2 separate regions of the Homo sapiens genome follow, and region 2 is linked to region 1. The links are chromatin loops, found by intact Hi-C in ENCODE. Cell type or tissue: IMR-90. All regions are shown on one strand. Links, peaks and the distances in the headings refer to the core of each region. The heading gives the core; the rest is flanking DNA.

What was found. A loop is a pair of places that touch in the nucleus more often than their neighbours do. Peaks named below come from ENCODE experiments on the same cell type or tissue, not always from the same donor. Only the 100,000 strongest peaks of a DNase experiment are listed, where the experiment ranks them.
Region 2: a loop joins it to region 1, with 11 times the contacts of the local background. A loop is called at or near these places in 1 of 110 quality-filtered maps.

The regions. Positions count from the first base shown.
Region 1 is chr14:59,155,806-59,164,147 of GRCh38, forward strand. It overlaps LOC107984642 (a long non-coding RNA gene), which reads left to right and starts at 2,339. Exons shown (of 2, transcript XR_001750928.1): 1 at 2,339-2,379. In IMR-90, for the core only: no CTCF peak of the experiment used is centred there; DNase peaks (open chromatin) are centred at 3,556 and 5,866; H3K4me3 peaks cover 219 bases; H3K27me3 peaks cover 2,291 bases.
Region 2 is chr14:59,447,513-59,455,854 of GRCh38, forward strand. It overlaps a transcript of GPR135 not described here. Among named protein-coding and RNA genes, the nearest start is that of GPR135, 14 kb to the right of the region's middle. In IMR-90, for the core only: no CTCF peak of the experiment used is centred there; DNase peaks (open chromatin) are centred at 6,899 and 8,119; H3K27ac peaks cover 744 bases.

The DNA.
Region 1 (8,342 bases), core at 121-8,120:
CTCAGTTTAGGGACAGGGCCATGATACAAAACAATAACTGCACAAATAATATTTAACAAAGTAGCATTTTGAGTGTAAGTCTGAATTACTGTGGGAAGAAAAGTTTATAGCCTTTTTTTTTCTCCATGTCGAGGTTTATCAGCAGAGTTTCACAATGGGAAAAAGAATGTAACTGTCATATGATAAACTACATTTATACAGAAGAAATAACGAGCTTCATCCTGAAGATAAACAATTCAATACATAAGCATTTCAAGCTGATAAAACAAGGATAGATCAAGAGCAATCCACAGCTAAGCACTCGAGAGACCACAGGTAGGAATGCAGCCTGACCCCAATGCTGAATAAGAGGAACATTTGAAGTATTCCCACTACTATGCAATGCTAGAAGCCTGTAGGAAGCCTTTATCTTAGTAGTTGTGGTGGTTAGAATAGAGCCCAAAATACTGTAACAAAGAGACCCCCAAATCCAGTGCCTTCAGTAAGATGGGAGTTTGCTTTTTTCACACATTACTGCCCAGAGGTATAATAGTTGAGCATTCTGGGGCAAGTAGGTGGCTCTGTTTCAAGGACAGACAGGGAGGCAGGTTTGCTTTTATTTTGTTGATCCACCTTCTGTTAAGGTGTTGCCCTCAGCCTCATGACTGATGGTGGTTCGTTAGCAGCACCAGACTCAGAAGCAGGGAATGAAAAAGGAGAGGGCAACCAACCTCTTTTTCAAGGACATGCTCTGGAAACTGCATACATCACATATGCTCACAGCTAGACACAAAGGAGCTGGGAAATGTCATTCTGACACTGAACAGTCAGGTGTCCATCTAAAACACAAGGGTTTCCCTGCTCAAAGGAGAATGGATTTGGGGATTTAGTTAGCATTCTCTCCCATATTAGTTAAGGATGACAAGCTTCAGAATGTGTGTGTGTGTGTGTGTGTGTGTGTGTGTACATAGTCATACACAAGCATTCTTAAGATATATTAGGGGCTTATATGTAAGGCAATATTCCTTAATGGCTAAGATGGATCGAAGGTAGACTTTGAGGCTGGGAAGACTTGAGTTTGATTACATCCTGCATCTCTAACTGACTAAGTCTATACATCTTGGAAGCATTCATTTTCTTACCTATAAAATGAAGATAATTCTTACCTCATAAACTGGTGTGAGGGGAAAATTAAATAATGTGTATTGTTGTATAATAAATAATTTGTCCTGGATTCCTGGCAGGAAGCTCCTAAAATTCTTGGAATTTCCCCGGTGGTCAGTGTCTTTATTATTTTCATGAGCCCCTCGGGTCACACCTGAGTTTATGCTAATGAGACAGAGAAGGTCCAAGATGGGGACTAGATATCAGAAAGACCAACCATGTGATTAGATGGTTGAGGCTTTAAGCCCTGTGATATCAGCCAATCTCCTGATCTCTGGGGATGGGAGAGGGCTGGATATTGAGTTCAGCTGTGTGTCCAATGATTCAATATGTAATGAAGCCTCAGTAAAAACTCTAGACACTGAAGTTCAGTGGATCTTCCTGGTTGATCAACACATCGATGTGCCAGGAGGGTGACACATCCTGATCCCAGAAGGAGAACACATGGAAGCTCTGCATTCGAGACCCTCCCAGACCTTGCCCTGTGTGTCTTCATTGAGAGAGTCTTGATTTCCATTCTTTATAATGAAACTCTAATCCTAAGTGTAGTGCTTTTCTGAGTTGTGTGAGTTGTTCTCATGAATTATCACACCTGAAGTGGTTATGAGAATCTCTGAATTTGTAGCCAGTCAGTCAGAAGTGTGGGTATCCCAGGGACGCTTGAAGTGTGGCTGGCATCTGCAGTGAGGGTAGTCTTGTGAAGGGCTGAGCCCTCAACTTGTGGGGTCTGCATCAACTTTAGGAGGTTAATGCCAGAACTGAATCTTGTTAATTCCTCTTTGACATAAAGCACATGCCTTGGCTAGCCAGGTAAAGGCAACTTTGTGAGTCCAGAGCCTACTCTTCCTCATGGTGGCAGCCCTCAGAATATAGGCACAAGGTCACCTTTGGCTTGAATAGAACTCCTCCTTCTCCAGTCACTTCAGATTCAGAGGGGGTCATAAGCCTGTGTATTTTGTAAGGGCACTTGTGTAGGAGCCTTTAAATTGGAGGCAATAGACCAGATGATTTTGGAATATGTATACGATGCTTAAAGAGTACCTGATATGGGGTAAGAGTTCAATAAAAGCTATGGGCTATTATTGCTTTAAATTTTTGTTTTTATTTTTGTTTAGAGACAGGGTCTTGTTCTGCCCAGGCTGAAGTGCAGTGGCACAATCATAGCTGACTGCAGCCTCCAACTCCTGGCCTCAAGCAATCCTCCCACCTCTGCCTCCCAAGTAGCTGGGACAACAGGTACATGCTATTGCACATGGCTATTTTTTTTTCTTTTAAGAAATGTGTTCTTGCTGTGTTGCCCAGGCTGGTCTCGAACTCCTGTCTTTAAGCAATCCTCGTACCTCAGCCTTCCAAAGTACTAGGATTACAGGCATGAGCCACCCTGCCCAGCCTATTGCTGTTAATTACTATTATTATTAGGGTTATCATTACTTGATTGAATTAGTGAAATAAACCACTGAAATAATATTTATTTTTCTGTAATCCTTTCATCAGAGTTTTGTAAGGGTCTTCCTCAACATGTGGCTATCTCTAGGCTTCTTTCTAGAAACAGAAAGTAGCCCTCCACAAGACTACTCTCACTGCAGATGCCAGCCACACTTCAAGGGTCCCTGGGATACCCACGCTTCTGAGTGACTGGCTACAAATTCAGAGATTCTCATAACCCCTTCAGGTTTGATAATTCATGAGGGCCTTGTGTCCCTACCAAGTTAGCAAAGAAAACCCAGTACAGCAGCAGGCCTTGCCTCAGATGAGCAACAACCATCAACAGCCTCCAATTGAAAGGCTCCTACACAAGTGCCCTTACAAAATACACAGGCTTATGACCCCCTCTGAATCTGGAGAAGGAGGAGTTCTATTCAAGCCAAAGGTGCCCTTGCGCCTGTATTCTGAGGGCTGCTACCATGAAAAACAGTAGGGTCTAGACTCACAAAGTTGCCTTTACCTGGCTAGCCAAGGCATGTGCTTTATGTCAAAGAGGAATTAACAAGATCTAGGCAAGAAAGTTATAGGGAAGATATTTAAAACACGTATATATGGTAGGAAAAACAAAACATTTGATTTACAGTTTGGCAGGACTATGTTCAAATCTAGTCTTTGCCACCAACCAGCTTTATAACTTGAGGCACATTTTTTATCCCTCTGAATGTGTTTCCCTCTTACATAAAACTGGATAATAATGAGGCACTCATGAGGTTGTTGGAGGGAAGCAATGAAATGATGCATGTAGAGTGTTTACCATAGTGCCTGGCCCAGAGTGAGTGACTGAATGCATGTTACTTACCATCTCTTTCCCTTTATGGGGGCACAGTGAGAAAAATCTTCTACTCGCTTACTATTTAAAAAGCCCAGTGCAGAAAGCTTTCTAGGATCAGATTACCAGTTACTCTTTTCCTGAAAGGCAAGTCTTAGGTTACAGTTTTACTGTAAACATCTTCAAAACACTGCAGGCAGAAAAATCAAGGAGATTTGCAGTTCCTAGAAGGATTCATGATATCCCATGAAAGTTCATATTTCAAGGCTGATCTACTACTGGTTGATGGGATTCTCTCATCAGGGGTTTTCTTTCTCCATGTGGCTTCTTAGAAGATAATCTGACCTTCACAGTTTATTCCCCACAATTTGTCCCTTTACACAGATAGTGTTTTCTATCGCATGAACATTTAGAGACTATTCCTGTTCAGTATTTGCTGCAGGGAATGGAATTGAACTCTTCCATTAATGAAAAATCTTTTTATTTAGTCAGAACTTTTAACTCTTCTTTCCGCCTCTCCCCAGTGCTAAAATCCTGCCTGCCAATATTACCAAGGTAGGAATGACTGCAAAGTTCAAAACTGCTTTCAACAGATACCTATTGGTATGGTGTCACGGGTAGGTAGGATATGGATCCTTCAGAGGCATGTACTTTGTGTCATGTGCAGTCTATAAGTTGCTGGCCGAGGAAACATCATTAGACTAATACTAATCAACCAATAATTATGTATTTGTAATTAAGCATGGTTGCAAACATTAACTATAAAAATGTTCACTCTAGTATTTTTTAGTGTTCCTACTTCATAAAAAAGGTAGAAACAAACTAAATGCACAGCCCCTAAAGAATTGGTTAACTCAGTTACTGAATTTATGTGTAATAATAGGTCGCTATTTAGCTATTAAAAATGAAGTTGTAGAAATACATTTATTAACATATTTACATATTAGCAGTCTAAATGTGCCAAAAAGAAAAGAATAAAATTATGTTGTACAGTCTCATTCTTGCAAAAGAAAAGTTTATATATTATATATACATATAGACAATGAATATGCCAAGGAAAATAGCTAAAAGGATATGCACTAAAATGCAAGTGATTGAATTACAGTTGAGTTTTATTTTCTTTTTTCTACAATATAATTTCAGTTTTTTCTATCATGAATATGTATTATTTGCATACATTTTAAAAGCTATTATGAGAATAATTATTTCCTGATCACCTCACTAGGTTCAGTGAGATGTAAGAAAAGCATAATAAGGCTTCACAGTAAAAAGAGTTTACGTGCTAGAACAGGCAATATATTAGAAGCCTCAGCCAAACACTAGGGTGCTTACCTCCGTAATAAACTCTCCTGTGTGCGAGATAACCATGGACAAGCCGTATCCCTTTTCTGTACCTCACTTTTTCCATATGGAAAAGCACAGTGACATTCCACACCTCGATATGATATCACTGAGATTGAGTGTATACCTCTTACATGCTCTGGGTCACAGGAAAAACCCACATACTGTCAGCACTCTGGATTTCCATTAGTGATATCAGCCATGGGTTTGTCGGCATATTTATTTAGTATTTCTATTTATTTTGCTATTATTAGATTATGTTCTGGAAATTTTTCCATGCATCATGGAGAGAGGCTTCTCTGTGGGAAATCTTAAATTGGTAATCATTTCCATCAGGAGCAAAGAAGATGTTTTGCTTTTTGCTTCTCTGTTAAGGTTGAGGAGATCTTTTATACATCTCTGTACTGTTTGGTTTTGCAGTGCAGGCTTTTCTGAAGCAAAATTTCACAGATAGTATGGCCTCTGATCAGAGAGCAGGGTAATTCAGCAAAAGGGAAATTAAGAGTTTGCAATGGCTATTTAGTCAGTGTGCAGGCCACTAAAGAGAAAGTAGATTATAAAGTAGAGAAATATCGAAAGTTGCAGGTTGATCTTCAGCTTTTATAAAGAGTCGTTATAACTTCTACATAAGATTCCACGGTTCAAGAACTCTTAAACCTTTGCAATGTCTAATGATATGGAAAAAATACTTATCTAATCATTTAAGAAGAGCAAAGGGTGATTCCTACCAATTGTTTCTTGAAATTAACAGAATAAATCCGACACTGGGTATTTAAAACTGAATAAATATCAATGTTAATAAGCTTTAAATGGGTTTCCGAGACTCTTCCTGATTAACTGTATCATGCACACTTCTACATCTGGCAGAAAACTGAAGTACTGAAAATCTTACTCTGAGGTTGTAGATGATCAGTGTCAGGTACTTAATTACGATTCATCTTCAACTCCAATTTAACCATTAATTAAAGTAGGTATCCTTGACTTGACATTCAGTGCAAGAAAAGCTCAAAAAGAAAATGTATTACACAATTCTGAAAAGCCACTGCCTGGCTCCTTTATGTGTGTTGCTCACGGTAGCTATAGCAACCAGTGTTTAAGACAAAAACACACAAAATCAAAGTCCTAGGCTGATGTGACAGCTCTCAAATGGCTTTGTTCTGTGTCTAAGATTTCCCTTCCTCCTCTTGCATCATATTTCACCCCAAAGCCTTGAATGACTAACGCACCACTTGGGGATGGGCAGACCAATGTTCACAGGAACAAAAGGGAAAAGGGTGGGCTGGAGACAGGCTGTATTAGGACCACCTGTCCTTTCGGAGAAACTAAAATGTAGATGTCCAGTGCAGCTAGTGAGACTCAGTTCCCTCCGTGTTCTGCTGGGAAAGAGACTGTTCTGCAACAGCTGTTGCGTTGTGTCGGCAGTGCCTGTCCATCCCCCTCCAGGAGCATAGATGGGGTCAGCCCCTGCATTGCTCAGCCACAAACTCACCGTAACCTTCCCTGGGCTGAGCATGGGGTGGGAGGGTGGTTTCTATTTCTAGACTAAAAAAGAACAGATGACTTTTCATGTTTAGTTCTAAGTAAAGAAAGAGGAAGGGAACAGGGTGGGAGAGGGAGCTAGAATTAATACTCTGAGCATTTACAGAAAACAAATTGGGGTAGTGATTTTTATTTGGGCTTAAACATTTTAGTTAGTATTTCATTTATTATTCTAGCAGATGTGGGCCACACGTTCAAACAGAAAAGTGGTAAATAGAAACTATTCAATTTGGGCATTCATGTTTTCAACATAAAGGGACATGGACTATTGTATCCAATACTGGCCTAAAATGCTAAAAGCACACTTTTCTAGTATTCTATTAATTGAGAAAAATTAGGCCACCTCCAAAATATGGGAAATTATAGACCCCTGAATATCCCTTTTGGAAAACTACATCTGACATTACATTGCAGGGCATATTATCATGGCTGGAATATTTTTACACATGTAAACCCTTAATTGAATGACAAACTAATAATTCTCAAGAATTTCTTTAAAGGAAGTTTAATATTTTGGTTGGCAAATGTGCCCAGAGGAAGTATCACATTAATAATACTTGCTTTTAACACGGTTCATTTCTTTATATAGTCGGAATGCTTTATGGTGGATTAAATCCACAAATTGAAAAGAGAATGAATGCACTTGAGCTTTTATGACTTATTCTGTCTAAAGAATACTCTTAAGAAGCACAAAAATAAAACCCTGTCTCATGCCTGAGGGTAAGGTTAAATGATTAATGGCTTGAAAAAAAAAGAGAAAGTTACAATATATGTAAGGAAACAATCCATTAATCAGCGATGAGGAGAATATACAATATTGCTTTGCTAATGAAGATCGTAACTGTAGTCTAGCCTTGGACCTACTCAAATTAAGTTGGACCTACATCCAATGATGTGGGGATAAAAAATATAAAAAATTATTATCCATAACACAAATGCTCAATTTCCTCGGGCTCCTGGGTTCAATCACATATTTGGATGAGTTCTTTGACAGTGCTAAGTAGAGAAATGGCTTGTAGAAAAGAGTTCTAGAACTTTCCTAGATGTCTGAAGTGCTGCACATGACATTTATGCCAGAAAAGCTTATTTATTAGTTTCGACCCATGGTCAGTGCCAATGTAAGTAGCGGGTGAGGTGAGCGAACTAGGAGTCTCATTCTGTTGATCTTACCTGCATTTTTAGTATCAAATCCAAAGGAAAAGCAGCAGCATTTTAAGAGATACAGCTACTGGAAATACTTTATTTCGGTCAATTGGCAGACAAGTATAACGTGATTCCTTAATGCAAAGGGACAGATGCCTCTTAATGTAGCCATTAGCAAAAGAAGGGTATGTCTTATTGATTGCTATAGCTAAGAAGCATGCTGATAAATACAAAGTTGGCATTTATAAGGCATTATGCCTTGAGCAGTTCAGATATTCACCAGGGTGGAAACAGAGAACCAAATCAGGGGTTTCCACTACAAGTGACTTAGGCTGCTTGTCTGGCTCTTCTGACAGCCTTGGTCCAGAAGCAGAGCAACATTATAAATAAAAAGTACATAAGGGCACTAAGTGCAGGCACAAGGGACTTGGGTGAGCTGGAGAGGGGTTCCTCCTGTTAGGGTACCAAAATTCCCACCAAAGTGAACACCCTCCCTGTCTTGATCCACCGACAAGCATAGGCTTGGGGTCCAAAGAGATCTGATGTTAAAACATAATTGTTTGAACTGCACAAAGTACTCAATCTCTCTGAACCTTAACTTCTCATCTATAAATTAATGGATTTTTTGAGAAATAACAGGTAAAGTATACAAATTGCTTACTTAGCACAGTGCCAGGTACATATTAAGCCTTTTCTCTATCTCATCAATTTCATTCCCTTATTTATATCTCTGTTTTTTGTTTTGTTTTGTTTTGTTTTTTGTTTTTGAGATGGAGTCTCACTCCGTCACCCAGGCTGGAGTGCAGTGGAACGATCTTGGCTCACTGCAAGCTCCACCTCCCAGGTTCAAGCTATTCTCCTGCCTCAGCCTCCTGAGTAGCTGGGACTACAGTCACCCACAACCATGCCCGACTAATTTTTG
Region 2 (8,342 bases), core at 160-8,159, 290 kb after region 1:
CATAATTCTCATAAAAACACACGTGCTCTCCCTGCTGATCATGTCCGACCAATCTCTCAACCCCCAGCACCTTCTACAAAACAACAACTCCTTTCCTTCCTAGGCATGGTTACTGCGGTCAGAATTCTTACACAAGAGCCAGGACCACAGCCTGTAGCCTTTCTGTCCAAACAACTTGACCTTACCGTTTTAGCCTACCCCTCATGTCTGCGTGCAGCAGCTGCCACTGCTTTAATACTTTTAGAGGCCCTAAAAATCACAAACTATGCTCAACTCACTCTCTACAGTTCTCATAACTTCCAAAATCTATTTTCTTCCTCATACCTGACGCATATACTTTCTGCTTCCCAGCTCCTTCAGCTGTACTCACTCTTTGTTAAGTCCCACAATTACCATTGTTCCTGGCACAGACTTCAATCCAGCCTCCCACATTATTCCAGATACCACACCTGACCCTCATGACTGCATCTCTCTGATCCACCTGACGTTCACCCCATTTCCCCATATTTCCTTCTTTCCTGTTCCTCACCCTGATCACACTTAGTTTATTGATGGCAGTTCCACCAGGTCTAATCGCCACACACCAGCAAAGGCAGGCTATGCTATAGTACAAGCCACTAGCTTGCCTCTTAAAACCTCTCATTTCCTTTCCATCGTGGAAATCTATCCTCAAAGAAATAACTTCTCAGTGTTCCATCTGCTATTCTACTACTTCTCAAGGATTATTCAGGCCCCCTCCCTTCCCTACACATCAAGCTCGAGGATTTGCCCCCACCCAGGACTGGCAAATTAGCTTTATTCAACATGCCCTGAGTCAGATAACTAAAATACCTCTTAGTCTAAGTAGACACTTTCACTGGATAGGTAGAGGCCTTTCCTACAGGGTCTGAGAAGGCCACCGCAGTCATTTCTTCCCTTCTGTCAGACATAATTCCTCAGTTTAGCCTTCCCACCTCTATACAGTCTGATAACAGACCAGCCTTTACTAGTCAAATCACCCAAGCAGTTTTTCAGGCACTCAGTATTCAGTGAAACCTTTATATCCCTTACAGTCCTCAGTCTTCAAGAAAAGTAGAACGGACTAATAGTCTTTTAAAAACACACCTCACCAAGCTCAGCCACCAACTTAAAAAAGACTGGACAATACTTTTACCTCTTTCTCTTCTCAGAATTCAGGCCTGTCCTCAGAATGCTACAAGGTACAGCCCACTTGAGCTCCTGTATGGACGCTCCTTTTTATTAGGCCCCAGTCTCATTCCAGACACCAGACCAACTTGGACTGTGCCCCAAAAAAACTTGTCATCCCTACTATCTTCTGTCTAGTCATACTCCTATTCACTGTTCTCAACTACTCATACATGCCCTGCTCTTGTTTACACTGCCGGTTTACAGTGTTTCTCCAAGTCATCACAGCTGATATCTCCTGGTGCTATCCCCAAACTGCCACTCTTAACTCTTAAAGTAAATAAATAATCTTTGCTGGCAAGGCTATGCTGAACCTCCTTAGGCACTCTCTAATTAGATGTCCTAGGTCCTCCCAATTCTTAGACCTTTAATACTTGTTTTTCTCCTTCTCTTATTCCGTTTAGTTTTTCAATTCATACAAAACCATATCCAGGCCATCACCAATAATTCTAAATGACAAATGTTTCTTCTAACAACCCCACAATATCACCCTTTACCACAAAATCTTCCTTCAGCTTAATCTCTCCCACTCTACGTTCCCCCGCCGCCCCTAATCCCGCTTGAAGCAGCCCTGAGAAACATCGCCCATTATCTCTCCATACCATCCCCCAAAATTTTCACCGTCCCAACACTTTACCACTATTTCGTTTTATTTTTCTTATTAATATAAGAAGACAGGAATGTCAGGCCTCTGAGCCCAAGCTAAGCCATCATATACCATGTGACCTGCACGTACACATCCAGATGGCTGGTTCCTGCCTTAACTGATGACATTCCACCACAAAAGAAGTGAAAACGGCCTGTTCCTGCCTTAACTGATGACATTGTCTTGTGAAATTCCTTCTCCTGGCTCATCCTGGCCCAAAAGCTCCCCTACTAAGCACCTTGTGACCCCCACTCCTGCCCACCAGAGAACCCCCCTTTGACTGTAATTTTCCTTTACCTACTCAAATCTTATAAAACGGCCCCAACCCTATCTCCCTTTGCTGACTCTCTTTTTGGACTCAGCCCGCCTGCACCCAGGTGATTAAAAGCTTTATTGCTCACACAAAGCCTGTTTGGTGGTCTCTTCACACGGACACTCATGAAAGTAGACTTACTCAAGAAAGTCCCGAGGTTAGGGAGAGAGATGGCAGCCATCCAGCTGAGCCACCTCAACTTTTATGTTTGAATCTGATGGCTTGTGCTTTCTTAGCCAATGATACAGGGAGATCCAGGTGTCTGGACCACCTGGAGTAGTGATGGTGAGGCTATCTTCTACTCCTTCTCTCATATGTGGAGAGGAAAGAACTAAGTGTTAAATGTAAAAATGATCTCAATCCAAGAGAGTGGGATAATATAACAGCATGATTAAAAATAAAAAGATAAGACTGGTTTATAACTTAACTGAATTTTCTCCAGGATTTTTTTAACTACTTAAATACACAACTCAGAAGGGTTCCTACAGTCTGGTATATTGTCAGGGAACCAAGCCAGTAACTCAGGCCTCCCTCAGAGGCTACAAAGGCAGAAATGGCAGTACCTCCAGCCAACAGGCCCGAAAATGCTGAGGTCCCAGTGTGTATAATAGATAGGTAAATTATTTTACTCCCTGCAAGGCTAAGTAGAGAGCTTACCCCTTTCTTCCCTTTCAACACAGACCCCTCAAAATGCTCTTTAGTAGTTTATTTTTATTCAAAAATAAATTCTTTCATTTTAAAAAGTAATGCTTATTATACAAAATATAATGGAGTAAATTATTAACAATTGAAGAGCATCTATAATTATATTGTTTGGTAAAGATATTCTTACTTGATAGTAATATTATTTGGTAGATATCCTTCCTAATTTCAATATGTTTGTTTCCAAAAATGAGATTACTCTCTACCATTTTATAAGACTTTTTTCTTTAATAAAATATTATAGATAAAATTTGTATCAAATACAGATTTCATAATAAAAATCAACATTTATTGGCCATTTACTCTGTGCAGACATCATGCTAAGTGCTTCACAGGCACATGCATTATGTAAATTATTTCATCCTTCTACCTAGGACTATTTTTCAGACTTTGACCCTGGGAGGTAGAGCTCCAGTAGAAAATGGTGGTCTTCCCAAGCTAGAAGACAGAGCAGAGTTCAACACAGTTGAAGTGACTGGAATTTGTGGGCAAGAGAGAAAGGAGTGATGTGATGGAGGGAGACAGCTGTCTGCATGGAGGCTCTCCATAAATCTTTGGTATAGAGCTGGGTTGCACATGTGTAGAACAAATCGCCACGAGAACTAGGAGAAAGTGGCTACTGTAGGAGTGAGTGGTGAACAAAGATACCTAAAATTACACTGGATTAGATGATGTTGTACATGTTATAGTCTAGCCAGAGTGCAGAGAGTTCATTGAGCGCCTCAGGCATTTGTTTAAGACAACAAATACCTTGAAAATAAAAGTCAAGCTTTAAAATAAGAGCCACATGCTAGGACAAGAGACAAAACCGAAAGAGACTGACTCCAACATGGAATGACACCAAGCCTGAAAGGATCTGGAGGACCTTCTAGCAATTTAAATAAATGCCCTTTAAAACAAGACATAAAATCCAGCTTCCTTGCAATATGTCATCAATATTATGCATATAATCAAAGATAACTAGACATGGGAAAAAAAAGAGAAGAAAAGAAAATATGACTCATAAACAAACAGAGGGAAGCAGTAAATAAAGGCCCAACTTTATATAACCAAGATGTTTGCAATAGAAGACAAAGACTCTAAAAGTACCTGTTACAGATATATTTAGGGCTTAAAGGAAAACACGGATATAGTGGATGACATAGGGGAACTACCAGCAAAGAGCTAGAAATTGTATTTGTTTTCACCATATACTTATTTTATCTGTTCTGGAACTTCATATAAATTGAATTATATAGTATATACTCTTTTGTATCCAGATTTTTCTCTTTGCAAAATGCCTGTAGCATTCATTTATGTTGCTGTATGATCAGTAGGCTCTTTTTATTGCAGAATAAACAAAATGAAGTAGTTAGGTGCTTACATTTAAATGTAGACTCACAGCGATTATAATAGCTACAAATGTAGACTGATACAAAAGTGTTTTTTCACAGTCCATTAGCTCAAGCGGTGTAGTAAATTATAACAGTGCTTTCCAAATGGGTGAATATTGTTTAATAAAAATCTAAACAAAATAGATGTAATAAAAATTTCAATTTATAGAGTTGCATCTCTAGAAACTTTCTGTGTATATTAAAACCATGTTTAAAACACATTTTTCTATGCAGAATGAACTAAAGTTATGGAAGTACATAATGATTCATAAATTTGTCAGCTATTTCAGTGTCTGGTGGGACATTTGAAAGCTGTACAGGATGTGAGACAATCTGCATTGGTCAGTATTCTCTCATGCTTTATAGGACATCCAGAATTTTTGGACACCATTTGCTAAATGCTAGTGATATTGTGAGACAAAAAATCCTTCCCCAAATTTCTGAAATGCTCTTTAGGGAGGAGTAATATTCCTACTGATAAGAGCTACTCTATGCCTTCTCATCGCAATCTTACCAACTGTCATATTTATGTATTTTCTTTTTGAAAATGTTGAAAAGAGATGAGAAAACCAGCCCCAGACTGGGAAAAAAAATTTTGCAAAAGACATATCTGATAAAGAACTGTTATCTAAAATACAAAATAACTGAAAACCCAACAAGAAAATGAACAACCTGATTTTAAAATGGACAAACGATCTGAATAGACACCTCATCAAAGAATATATGCAAATAGAAAATAAGCATATGAAAAGATGCTCAACATTACATGTCATTAGGAAATTTCAAATTAAAACAACATTGAGATATAACTGCACACCTATTAGAATGGCCAAAATCTAAAACACTAATAACACCAAATGCTGGCAAAGATATGGAGCAACAGAAACTCTCATTCATTGCTGGTGGGAATGCAACATGGTACCTCCATGTTGGAAGATCATTTGGCAGTTTCTTACAAAACTAAACATATTTTTAATGTACAATTCAAGACTCATGTTCCTTGATATTTACCCAAATGAGTTGAAAACTTGTTCACATAAATGTGCACACAGATGTTTATAGCAGCTTTATTAATAACTGCAAAATATTGGAAGCAACCAAGATGCCATCAGTAAATAAGCAGATAAATAAGCTATGGTACATCCAGACAATGGAATATTAGCACTAAAAGGAAATGAGCTATTTAGCCATGAAAAGCTATGGAGAAACCTAAAATGCATATTACTAAGCGAAAAAAGCCAATCTGAAAAGGCTTCCTACGGTATGATTCCAACTATATGACATTCTGGAAAAGGCAAAACCATGGAGACCGTAACAGTAGCAGTGGTTTCAAGAGACTGGGAGAAGAAAGGGATGAATGGATGGAGCACAGAGGAATTTTAGAGCAATAAAACTCTTCTACATATTTCTATAATTATAAATACATGTTATGACATTTGTCAAAACCCATAGAATGTACAACACGAAGAGTGAATGAACCCTAATGTAAACTATGGACTTTGGGTGATAGCAATGTGTCATTGTAGGTTTATTGATTATAACAAATGTACCTCTCTGGTGGGGGATATTGGTAACAGGTGAGGTTTTGCTTGTGTTGGGGCAAAGAATAAATGGGAAATCTCTGTACTTTCACTCAATTTTGCTGTGAACCTAAAGATGCTCTGAAAAATAAAGCCTACTAAAAAAAAGTTGAAAAGATGCCATGTTTGAAGAATGCTGTCCACTAAGCACAATCTCTTCTTCCTTATAGCTACTGTTCTTGGCAGAGCTACTTGGATTAACAATGGTGCCTGGCAGAGTAACACAGAGACCATAGGAATAGACATTTTCTTGAGTACATGTGGAAGACCAACTGGGAACTCCAAAATATTTTGTGATGGATGTTAAGGTGGGTTTCTCAGGGAGAACCCAGAACTACGTCATCAAGTCCATTGAAATTAGTGATAAGAGGCTGGCCTAGATAATGACTTTGGGGTTGAAAAGGAACAGATTGGGGAAAAGGGACTTGATGATTGGCAGGTTTTAGTTGTCAAGGGCAGGAAGGAAAAGGAAAACATTTATTTTTCACTCTGTACCCTTTTGTACCTTTTCAAATTCATATCGTGTACATATTATCTATTTTTAAAGTAATTTTTAAAATGTAAGATGGGGAAGCAGAGAAAGTAGTCAAAGAGGTTAGGAAGGAATGATCAGAGTGGTTAGCGGAAAACCAAGAAAGAGTAAAAACATGAACACCAGGACAAGAACATTTCCAAAAGGGAAGTGGGGCCAACTATGATGTGATAATTAATATTGAGTTTCAACTTGATTGGATTGAAGGATACAAAGTATTGATCTTGGGTGTGTCTTGAGGGTGTTGCCACAGGAGATTAACATTTGAGTCAGTGGGCTAGGAAAGGCAGACACACCCCTAATCTGGGTGGGCACAATCGAATCAGCTGCCAGCACTGCTAGAATCTAAGCAGGCAGAAACATGTGAAAACAGAGACTGGCTTAGCCTGCCAGCCTACATCTTTCTCCTGTGCTGGATGCTTCCTGCCCTTGAACACTGGAGTCCAAGTTCTTCAATTTTGGAACTTGGACTGGCTCTCCTTGCTCCTCAGCCTGCAGACAGCCTATTGTGGGAACCCTGACTAATACACGTGGTTTATGTTTGGCAAGGTCAAGTAAGATGGCTGAGAAGTATTCACTGGATTTAGGTCATTTGTGACCTATTCTGTGACTAATTCTGTGAAGCAATGAGTGTAGGAGCCAGATAAAAATGGAATGAGAAAGGAATCTGAGTTGAAATAAAGACAATATGTGAATAACATTTTCAAATATTATTTGAGGGCTTTTTCCACTGTATTTCCTTGTACGCACAGGACTTCCTTTACCTTTAGGATTTTCTGTACTAAAGGAGGCTGTGCCAAAAACAGAGAGGTCTTTGGTTTGTTAAAATTTTGGCCCTGCTTTAAATAGGAAGGTTTTAAATCAAGATAATAAGTCCAAGAGAACACACAAAGCTGTAAAAGCCAGAATGACTATCCTAAAGACTAGATAAATATGTTTTCAGGTTGGATGAGAGGAGCTTAGAAAATCAAGGAGAGGCCGGGTGCGGTGGCTCACACCTGTAATCCCAGCACTTAGGGAGGCCGAGGCAGGCAGATCACGTGGTCAGGAGATTGACACCATCCTGGCCAACATGGTGAAACCCCATCTCTACTAAAATACAAAAAATTAGCCGGGCCTGGTGGTGCATGCCTGTAGTCCCAGCTACTTGGGAGGCTGAGGCAGGAGAATCACTTGAACCCTGGAGGCGGAGATTGCGGTGAGCCAAGATCGCACCACTGCACTCCGGCCTGGTGACAGAGTGAGACTCCATCTCAAAAAAAAAAAAAATCAAGGAGAATTTAGATGTAAATAGAGCTCTGAGAAGTGTCCTTGTATCCTGTGTATCCCTGCCCACCCTTGGTGACTGGCCTAGCTATAGAATGATGGGGCAATAAAGGCTGCATGAGCCACTAATAAGTTTGGGGCACCTGAAAGCAAAGAGGACCTGCGTCTTGATTCCCATGTAGACCTCAGGAAGGCAGCAGCAAGACCTCAGAGTAGAAAACTGTTGCTTGGTTTGTTTTGTGCACAATTTTCCATTTTGTTTTTTACTGCAACCTATAAGAAGGGGTTCATTTTACACTGAGACCTAGCACACACTCATATACAACTGAAATGTTTCGTGAACCCATTCTTATTTCTACTAAGTGTATTAGTTATTATTGTTGTGTAACAAGCTAGCTCCAAATTTAGCAGCTTAAAACAATTATCCTCTCAAAGCTTCTGTGAGTCAGAAACTTGGAGCAGATTAGCTGGGTAGTTCTGATACAGGTCTCTCAGGGGGTTGTAATTAAGATGTCAGCTGGAGCTGCTTCCAAGATGGCTCACTCATATGGGTGTTGGCAAGAGGCCTCAGTACCTCACCATGTGGGCTCCTCCATAGGGCTGCTTGAGTGTCCTCACAACATGGCAGTTGGGTTTCCCCAGAATAACTGACTTGAGAAAGAGCAATGAGAAAGCCACAGTCAATACCTTTTTTTGTCCTAATATTTAAGACATCTTCACTTCTGCCACATTCTGTTCATCAAAA